Linked DNA regions of Homo sapiens: region 1 is linked to region 2. A link is a loop called in an ENCODE intact Hi-C map of the cell type or tissue named here. Cell type or tissue: ascending aorta. All regions are shown on one strand. Each heading gives the region's core, and the rest is flanking DNA. Links, peaks and the distances in the headings are about the cores only.

Region 1 (5,381 bases), core at 150-5,149, 52 kb after region 2:
TTCCTTTACAAACAAGGAACTGGGTCTTTCCCACTGTCCGATCCGTGTCCGTGTATTTGTTCTGCTGCTGATTTTAAAAGGAATTTTGCATGTTTTTGAGATCTCCAGACTCTGAAAGTCTTCCCTCTGGGGACCGTTTCTAAGGATGATTCATCCCCCAAATATTTATTGAGTGATTACTATGTTCCAGGTCCTGTTCTAGATGCTGAAATATAGCAAAATGTAGAAAATCAACCAAAAAGCCCTGTCCTTGGGAAGTTTCATTCTATAGCACAATTCCTCAACCTCAGCACTACTGACATTTTGGGCTGGAGAATTTTTTGTCGTGGGGGCTGTCCTGTGCATTGTGGGATGTGTAGCAGTGTCACTGGCCTCTACCTACTAGATTCCAGTAGAGCAAAAAATTACTCTTTTTGCCCCCAAGATATGTCTGCAGATGCCATTCTATAGGGAGCAAGAATAACTGTTCTAAAGGGAGAACAGTTCTATAGGGACAGAGACAAGACTGTAAACTGTGAACTATTTAATACTAAATAGGTAAATGATAGTCTGTTGATGGTCAATACATATATAGAGTAGGTGAAGGGGAGTTGAGTCTCACTGGTGCGATGGGGATGGGAGATTGTTGTAATTTAAATGGTGTGGTTGGGGAAGTCCTTATTGAGAAGGTGACATCTGACAAAGACTTGAAGGAGGCAACGAAGTAAGCCATTTGGTTATGGAGGAAGAAGATCCCAGAAGGAGACAACAGCCAGTGGAAATACCCTGGGTATGCACTGGGCTGTCAAAACAACCAAGGGAATCAGTATGGAGTGGGGGGAGCTGGAGACAGGGCCCAGAGGGGAGGCAGGAGATAAAGGAAGTGTTCAGACTCTGCAGCATGGAGGCTTTTGTGGCCGTCGTCAAGGCTTAGCTGTTCTCTGGGAGGAAAGGAAACCATTGTTTTATTTTGAACAGAAGTGTGATAGGATCTGCCTTAATGTTTTAACAGGACTACTCTGGTGGCTGCTGCCTTGAGAACAGAATTTATGGGGGCAAGGAGAAAAGCAGGGCCATCACAGGGCCATAACAAGTCAAACGTTGACATCAGGCAACAGAGGGGCCTGGCCAGATGGCTGTAGGCTTCCACACACATCCTTCTCCCCTTCCATAAAGACGCATATACAGGTCAGCTTGTAGCTTCCCCGGTATGGTAGACCATCAAGGGAAATTAAGTGTGAATTTGTCTTATTTTCCTTATTGCCTTTTGTTGTTAGACTCTGTCACAGGTAATGTCCTGATTTTCATTTTAGAAACAAAGTATTTGTAGGTGGAAGATCAGATTCCCAGGTAATTATAATAATTAATAATGCATGATAGAAATAATAAACTAACAAGCACTTATTATATGCCAGATGCTATGCTAAGCTCTTATTATTCATTATCTCATTTAATTCTGTCAACAACCTTATGAAGTAGGTACTCATCATTTCTTCCACAGTCTAGATGAGGAAGCTGAGGGTCAGAATGTTTAAATGATTTCTCCAAACTTTCAGAGCCTCAAGCCTCATTGATTGGTGTGGGAGAGGGATGAACAGCCAGCTGATGTGGAAGGTGGAAGTTTCATGATTGCCAGGGACACCAGCCTCATGTTTGAACCCCCTCCCACCTCTCTACTGAACTTGTCCTAGAGACAGCAGAGAGGGGTGACAGACATGAATGTAAAAACTCCTCTCCCTCAACTCTAAACCTTGTTAGCTGGAACCAGAGATGGTGAGGTGTAGGTGGAAGGCAGTTTAGAACTAATTCCCACCTTTAATGGATGGGGCTGGGGAGCATTGGAATTAATAGCTCAGGTTCTTGAATCCATAGACCCAGGTTCAATCCCAGCTCCACCATTATGGGCTCTGTGATCTAAATCAGTTACTTCACCTCTCTAAGCTTTTATTTCTTCTCCTCTAAGATTGGAATAATAATCATATAGATGCTATTTGGTGCCCTGCCTATAACCCTGTGCCCCCTCTAACCTCTCAAGCCAACTACAGCTTAGATTGACAGTTGCCAAAACACTGACATTTAGTCCTCTGTCTAAGGGCTGTCTGACTGCAGATATGTGCTCAGCCCAGGATGGTCAGAAGTATCAGAGAGTTGATGCCCCCAGAAGCAATGTCAACCAATGAGGAATGGGGTGTGGTAAATAAATACCCCTTATTTATCCACCCCATTTCCTCCCTGGGCCAACTCTGAGGTGTGTTCTCACAGCCCTTCAGGGGCCCATGGCAAGACCAGGCCCCAGTTACCCACCATGGTAACTGCTCAGCAAGGCACCCTTTATATCTGCGCTCCTGCCTTTTATTCCCTCCAAGACTTCCTGGGGTTATCCCCAAATAAACCACTTACACACAAATCCTTATCTCAAGACCTGTTCTGGGGGAGGAAACCAGACCAGGACAAGTAGTGAGTAGTGATCACCTCCTTAAATTGCTGTGATGGTTAAGAGAAAGTACATGTACAGTTGTTAAGTACTTAGCATATTGGCAGAAATATATAGAATAAACACTGGAAGAAATGGTGATGATGATGATAGTAATGAGGAGGAGGGGGGAAGATGGAGGAGGAGGAAGAAGAAGAGAAGGAAGAAGAAGAAGGAGAAGAAGAGGAGGAGGAAGAGGAGGAGAAAAGGAAGAGGAGGAGGAAGAAGAAGGAGGACGAGGAAGAAGGAGGAGGAGGGGAGGAGGAAGAAGAAGGAGGATGAGGAGGAGGGGAAGAGGAGGAGAGGAGGAGAAGAGGAGGAAGAGGGTGATGAAGATGATGACTGTGATGAAACAAAGGCCCAGAATGAATGAAGTCGGTGGCTGATTGTGGGGTAACAGGGTGTGGGGGCCAGGCAGGCAGATCCACAATGGAACCATCTCCTCTCCACATTTTCTCCTGCCCCCTGAATTCATGGAGCTTCCTTTGGTGGCCAGTGCTCTCCAGGAGATACCCTCCCCTCTGCTCCCTTACCCCTCCTGAACAACTGGCAGTCAGTGAGTCAGCTGAGTGCTCACCAAACACCATTCTGTTATAAGACTTGGTGGGAGGGACCAGGAATTTTAAAATCCAGTCCTTGCCTGAGCTATTCCTCCTTCATGTGGAAAGCCAGATCTTCTATCCACGAATGTCCTTCCTCCTATTTTCCTCGTGGACTTTCACCTCGGGTTCTGCCACTGGACAAGTGGGCACAGAGCCTCGGGACAAGTCTGAATGTGTTGTCTCAAGACTGTTATTCAGCTTCATGTGTGAGGTGGTTGATTTCCTGTCTTGCTCATTCACTCCAGAACGCCCTGTTCTTAGATCAAAAGACCTGGAAGTTTCCAAGTCAACAAATGCCATTATATATTTTGAGTGCAGAAAACTTACTGAACTCAATTCTAATGCTCCCTTAGCCACTGATGAAGGGATTCAAGTTAACTTTTTGATTTGAGCAATGTTAACATTTGACTTATGAGCTCTAGAAGATCAGAGCTGAAAGAGACCTCAGTGGTAACCCCTTCCAACCCTCCCTTATTCTATAAGAGGGAAACAAAGGGACAGAGAGGTCACTTTACCAACATGCTACACTGGTAGAGAGTAATATATCCCAGAATAAAACCCGCTTCTCTGGCCTCTCAATTACTTTTCTCACTCTATTGTTACTCACTTCTTGTAGGCCAAGTCATCAAAAATGCACTAGGAGCATCTTTTGGTCAAGGACAAATCTTTTTGTGAACAGTTGCTTTCTTTTTCTCTGCTCTTTCATAAGTCTTGATTTTCATTTATCAGGTTTAAAAAAATCAGAACAACCCTATGCTTTGAAATAACGAAGCTGTAAAGAATTTCTATTTAACCTCAATGTCATGAAAGCATGAAAAGCTACATGTTGAAATGAATGGTAGGTTTTTCATTCTAAGTAAAATGTAATTCATCTAACTGATTTGATTGAATCTATTATACTTTCTGAAGCTTTATTTTTTTTCTGGGTAAAATGGCCAACCCACTGAGCTGTGACAGAAGGAAGAAAAGCCAGAATGAAGAGAAAAGCTAAAGGAAATTTATAGAAAAAAATTAGAGCCTACATATATGAAAACTCTCTACTTTAAAACACTAGAGAAAGCTCACAGAGAACCAAGAAAATTACATTTTTGGCACCCATCTGAACTTCAGAATTATTCATTTGTGTTTGTTTATTTATATCTTACTTTATTCCTCCAGAAAGGAGCTGAAGGAGCAATGTCCTCCTTCAGATAAGATTATTAATACACAGCATTCATTGATCATTAATCATATGCCAGGAATTGCATATGCATTATCGCATCCAACTTGTTTGTCAAAGTAGCTATTGGAGGCAACTATTCTTATCTCCATTTGCAGGAGGTCAAATGGTGCCCCCAACCCCCTGCAAAAAAGATATATCCACCCGGAACCTGTGAATGTTTGCTTATTTTAAAAGAGTCTTTGCAGATGTAATTAAATTAGGGATCTTGAGATGAGATCATTCTGGATTATCTGAACAAGCTCTAAATCCAATGATGAGTGTCTTTATAAGAAGAGAAGACACAGACATGGAGGTGAAGGCCATGCGAAGACAGAGGCAGAGACTGGAGTGATGTGTCTAGAAGCTAAGGAACTCTAGGGGTTGCCAGCGGTCACCAGAAGCTAGGAGAGAGGTGCAAAACAGATCCTCCTTCAGAGCCTCTGGAGCCTCCTCCTCTGGAAAAGCCCCGACTTTCAACTTGATTTAGGACTTTTTTGGCTTCCAGAACTGAAAGAGAACAGATTTCTGTTGTTTTAAGCCACCCAGTTTGTGGCAATTTCTTATAGCAGCCCCAGAAAGTGAATGTACTCTTTTATAGATGAAGGTACCAAGGCCCAGAAAGGTTAAATCACATATCCAAGTGCCATAGCTGGGACCAAATTCCACCAATTTACAGCTGATCCAAACATGAGGTTGGATTTTTAAAAGCAGCATAAAACGCATAAAGAGATGCATGAAAAACCATTCCCCAAATGCTAATGGTAACTATCTTAGGATGCGGAGGTTTTGGGTAACTTACTTTGTTCAGTATTCTTAGAAATACTGCTCATATTTTCTAAAGTAACATTGACTATGTAATTTGAAGAAAAAAATTAAGTCATTTTTTCTGAGAGGCAATCACAATGAGAGTGTTAACTGAAAAAGGCAGCACACAAACTTGTAGACAGTAAGTAATACTACAATTGTGTATAGCAGTCCATTTATTTTTCTAATTTTTTAAATTATACTTTAGGTTCTGGGATACATGTGCAGAACGTGCAGGTTTGTTACATAGGTACACATGTGCCATGGTGGTAATATCCAAAATCTACAAGGAACTTCAACACATTTACAAGAAAAAACAAAC
Region 2 (5,381 bases), core at 65-5,064:
TGGAGCATTTTGGGTTTTGGATTTTCAAATTAGGGATGCTGAACTGGTAAGCATAGTACAAATATTCCAAAATCTAAAGAAAATTTCAAAATCCAAAATGCTTCTGGTTCCAAGCATTTCAGATACGGAATACTCAACCTGTACCAGTTTGGGCTTGTCAACTCAAATGAATTACACTGTGAGTTTGTGTGTTCTCCATCACACCAAATGACCCCTTCTTGGGAGATTGCATTTCTAATAAGGTGCATCTCCTTTGTACATCTGACTGTGTTGTAATTTACAGCATGTTTCTTTTACAATAAAAACAAGAGACCTTCATTTTAAATGTTTCAAATGTTTTAATTTCTCCAGAATTAACTTCTTTCTTGTTGGCTCCAGGATAGTGAGCTGCTATTTTGCTTCTAATAAAACTGTATTCAGTGGGAGTGTGTAGAGAATAAGGCTCTTTAGACATCTTGGTTTAATAATATGATTAAGTATTTATTGAGAGTCTAATATATGCTAAACATGGTGTTTGGCCATGGTACTCATGTAATTGCAACTCAAATCTGCTAAGGCAGGAATTATTTTCCATATTTTACAGATGAGGAAACTGAGTGTTAGAGGAGTTTAGGCTCTTGCTTGTGGGTGTTGAGATGGTAAGTGGTAGAGCTAGGTTCAAATCCATGTTTCACTCTAAGACACATGTTCTTCCTGTAGACATCTTTCTGGGTAGCATCTGTTATCTATTGTCTTTAACTGACATCTGGTTTGGCTGAAGCTCAAGCTCAGATAATGCAAAGGGAGCTGTGGATTGGAAGAAAAGCTCACTACTTCAGGGGAAGATGTATGGGGTCACACACTGAGTGTGATGTACTCTTGCTAATGCACCCAATTGCCCAACTTCTAAATTAAACTCTTTCTTGTCTCCAAAATTTAGATTTTGTTCAGCTAAGGACTCCTGGGGTGATATGGTGGTAGAGATGATGGTTGTGGTGGTGATGGTGATGGTCATAGTGTAGTGGGGATGGTGGTGATGGTGGAGATACTATGGTGGTGGTGGGTAGAGATGGTGATGATGATGTTGGTGAGGGAGGTGGAGGTTGTGGAGGAGATGGTGATTCTGATGGTGGTAGAATTAGTAAAGTAGTGGTGGTGGGGTGATAGTGATTGTGGCGATGGTTATGGTGATGGTGGAAAGTGGTGTGGAGTAATGGTGGTGGAGATCATAGTAATGGTGGAATTGGTGTTGGTGATAATGGTAGAGATCTCATGGTGATGGTGGCGATAATGATGGTGGCCGAAGTTCGTTTGTGGGGTTAATATACCCCAGAAACTTGATTTGATCAGTGTAAACAAGTTGATGAGAATCTGGGCAAGTGATAACATCTCCACCACATTTCCATAAGACTGAGGTAGCAACCAGACTCTAATTGGGTAATTGATGGTGCATAATTATTCTTTCTTATCACAAACTTAAGTCTGCTATTTTGGCTTTCCCAATCCTGAGACAAGGAAGCCAAATTAGACACAAGGTTTGTTCAGAGAATATGGAAGGAAAGAAAAGCAAGAATGATCCCTAATAAGCATTTGTACACTCCCATCCTAGGGGGAGACTTACTTACATCCAACCTTACTTTACGTCATCTGTCTTTGTAGGTGCAATCAGACATCTAATCTTTCTAATCTGACAAATTTGGCATGAGAGAAATTTCAAACTCATGACTTATCTGAGGCTTAATTTTCTCAATAGACAAATAATGCTGAGTTTTCCAAATTAATATAAGGATCTAATAAGATAATGTACATAGACTATTCAGTACAGTTCTGGGCCCAAAATATTTATTTTGGAATTGGGATCAGATCTATAAAATGTCATCAAATTAATCCTTACAAGAAACCCCCAAAGAATCCCCATTTTAATGCTATGCAAACTGAGCTATAGCTCATTTAACAGGGGAGTTAAGTAACTTTTAATAGTAGGTAACACTTATTGGTCACATACAGGTGCTATGTACTTCGCTAAACATCACCTCATTTAATCCTGACATCAACCGCATGAGGTAGTACCCTTATTCTCCCCATTTTACAGATGAGAAAACTGAGGCACAGAGAGGTTGCATAACTTGCTCACATGGTAAGAGGAAGATGCAGGATTTTGCACTCAGGTTACTTACTCCAGAATCTACTTGCTTAACTGGGAATTGGAATGGTGGTGAGTCATTGGTCACATGGGGGTGGTGCTGGTTGGGGATCTGAGCAGAAGCTCATACAGATGCAGCTACCGCCTCAGCAGTGTATCTTTCCCTTGCCAGTATTTGCAGCTGATTCACCAGGATTTTCATGCTTCCCAAGGTTGCCTTGACTATGTATATGAGAGGAGTATCCGGGGCCAAGCCCAGCTGCTTTGGCAAGGATGTTTATAGAAGAAACATCTCCTCCACACCCAGGAGGATGTGCTCTTTACACTCTTTGGGCTCCAAGATCCTGGCTCCAAAAGTATCAGCCATGCAAAAAAGAAAAAAAAATTGTACTTGCTCTCTTCAGGGGAAGAAAAAGGCAAAAAAAAAAAAGCAAGAACAAACCTCTCCCATCCATCTGTAACCAAATATATTTTGTGCTTGGTTTCCTTGGGTGGCCTTCTCTTAATGGTTTCTAATTCATAGAGACAAAAAACATAAAACAATTTAAGGCATTGGCACGCTCAGCTCGGCAACCCAGTGTATTCCCGAGGGAGTGCTTTTGGCAGCGACCTCCTGAAGTTGGCCTAGCTAGGAGGCTCGGAGGCTCACAAGAACAGAGGAAGGTTTTTTTTTTTTCTTTCTTTTTTTTCTTGTGCTGTTCCCTGCTTGCTGAGAGATATGCAAGGGAAGTGGGTTGGCTGGGTAATTATCTGGCTGGTAATTACAGCCAGTTGTGGAGGAATACTGCATATTCCGAACGGTCGCCATGCTAGCTGGGAAGAACCCTCACCGAGCAATGGATTTATGGCTGGCCATGCAGAGCAGGATGTATGTTTTGGCTCATGCACTAGGGAGAGCTCGGCCTCTCCCTCTTTCTTTGCCTCTCTCACTCTCTTTAATCTCAACTTCAGAAGGGAAGGAGTTGGTCGTTAATTCATCTGGATTTTGAAATTGGGCTTTTTCATGTGAAAGAGGCAAGGGCTGTGAGGATTTTGTTCATTCTGTCTCTGGTGTCACATCTACTGTATTCAGTTAATATTTACTAAGTGAAACAAATTGGTTTACAAAGAGCATTGATATAATATCAACCGATATTTACAGAACATTTTCCAAATGCCAAAGCCCCATTATAAATAGCTTCCGTGTACTGTGAAGTGGATTCCCATTTTTATCTCTACTTTAAAGATGAGGGGACTGAAGCTCAAAGAGGTGAATAACTTACCTAAGGTTACACAGCTAGAAAGTCAGAGCAGGTATTCAAATCTGGGCAGCCAACCACAATACTATATTATGGATGGATAAGTGGAAGGCTAGATATTGGCATGACAGATGAAAGACTTTCAGAGAAAGTTAACCCCATCCCATTTATTTTTAGTGGATAAGAGAAGCACATGGCTGGATTCCAGGTTTAAGCAGTGAATTTGTAGCAGAGCCAGAGTTTTTGACACTTTGGCCAGCGCTTCTGCCTCTCTCTCTGTTGCCTCATTTTCTCCATGTCAGAGAAGTTTCTAAGTCCTAGAAAAGCTGCACGTTCATACTCATAAACTCTCCCTCACCAGGCCTAGGTGCATTGAGGGAATCAGAGCTGGAACCATCATCTTGACCCCAAGGAAAGTTAACCATCATCCTGGTGTACCTAGGACTGACGGGTTTCCCAGGATGAAAGACTTTCAAGACTAAAGGTCTTGGAATGAATCAGTCACTCTATCCAGATGTGACTTGGTAAACTCTTCTATAGAGAGCCTGTTTAAACCTGTGTTCAATAAGCCTTTTAGGAATGTCATCCAATGTAGGGCTGAGGACCTGCGCTTCAGCATCGGACAGACCTGGTGTGGAATCTCACCAGCACCACTTCCTTATCAGTGAGTGACCTTGGACAGCTTACCTACCTCTCTGAGCCTCAGTTTCTCCACATGTAAAGTAGGGATGATGCTTACATCTGTCTCATAGGGTTGTCGTGAGGTGGAAATGAGATAATGTATGTCAGATACTCAGCACAGGGCACCTCTAAGAAAATGTGAAATCAAGCCTCCGTCTCATGCTCTCGCCACATAACTATAGTTCAGTGTCAATGGCAGAGTCTGAAGTCATCATGCTCAGCTGGCTTCCGGCTCCTCTCAGTAGAAATGGCTGTTTTCTGTTATTTTCTGGGGTTGCAAACCCAAATGCATGTAGAGGCCAGGAATGAACTGAACCTACTATGTGCCAGATTCACCCATGTGATGTTTAGAGTCTCCCAACAACCCTGTGAGAGAGCCAGGGCTTCCATATTCATTTCTCAGATGAGTAAACTGAGACTTAGAAAGGTAAAGAGACTTGTCCAGTCATTCATGTACTTAGTGGTTGACGTGAGACTTGAACCCAGGCAGCAGTCTGTCTCCAGAGCTTGGGCTCTTGGCCACAGAACTGCTCATTTTTTCACAACTGCATTGAATCTTTTTCGTGTGTGATGCACATTATTTAATGCATTCCTTCTTATTTTGCACTAAGGTATTTTGGTTCAATTTTTGTAATTTTATTTTACATCTCTGGAAACAATACTGGGGTGAGGAATGTTCTTTATCTCTACCAGGATTTCTCAACTGTGGCCCTCTTGACATTTTGAGCCAGATGGTTCTTGGTTGTGGGCACTGTCCTGCGTTTTGTAGGATACTCAGCAGCATCCCTGGCCTCTACTTACTGGATGCCAGTAGCACCCCCTTCAGTGTCTCCAGATATTGCCAAATGTCCTTTTTGCGGGGACCAAGCAAACTTGCTTTCTCTTAGGAACCATTGAACTTTGTATTCTGGCACGGGACATTTCCCGAATCCAAATGTTTGTGCTATTTTTAAAAGGTTTTTGTTGCATAGTGACCAAATGTCATCCACAAAAGTTGTACCAATTCATAAGACCACCTGCGGTGCGTGCAAATACTGTTCCTCCTCATGCTTGCCAATGACAGTGTTACCCAGTACAGTCTTAGGGAATCCTTAAGAAGTACTTGTGTACTTCTAGATATGTAGAACAGACAGCCCTTTATAGATTGTCTAAATCTATCCTTTAAAGTAGGGAAAACTGAGGCTAGAAGGAACAAGGATTTGCCTCAGGCCACACAGTAAGTCAATGGCAAAGTTGGGGCTCTTCAAACATTGATAAACAGCAACTTGTAACTGTCACCTGGCATCCCCAATAATAGCCTTGATCATCCCAAATTAGATTGAGTCATTGAGGCAAATATT

Evidence for each region. Hi-C counts contacts between places; a loop is a spot of excess contacts. Peaks named below come from ENCODE experiments on the same cell type or tissue, not always from the same donor. Only the 100,000 strongest peaks of a DNase experiment are listed, where the experiment ranks them.
Region 1: it touches region 2 in a loop (4-fold over the local background); 2 of 110 quality-filtered maps call a loop at or near these places.

What each region holds. Positions count from the first base shown.
Region 1 is chr12:115,655,136-115,660,516 of GRCh38, reverse strand. The region is part of intron 1 of LOC105370003 (a long non-coding RNA gene); the gene reads left to right. Among named protein-coding and RNA genes, the nearest start is that of LINC02463, 230 kb to the left of the region's middle. In ascending aorta, for the core only: no CTCF peak of the experiment used is centred there; a DNase peak (open chromatin) is centred at 3,206; H3K27ac peaks cover 3,969 bases.
Region 2 is chr12:115,707,217-115,712,597 of GRCh38, reverse strand. The region is part of intron 1 of LOC105370003 (a long non-coding RNA gene); the gene reads left to right. Among named protein-coding and RNA genes, the nearest start is that of LINC02463, 180 kb to the left of the region's middle. RefSeq lists an enhancer at 2,100-2,394. In ascending aorta, for the core only: no CTCF peak of the experiment used is centred there; DNase peaks (open chromatin) are centred at 2,237 and 2,707; H3K4me3 peaks cover 921 bases; H3K27ac peaks cover 1,003 bases.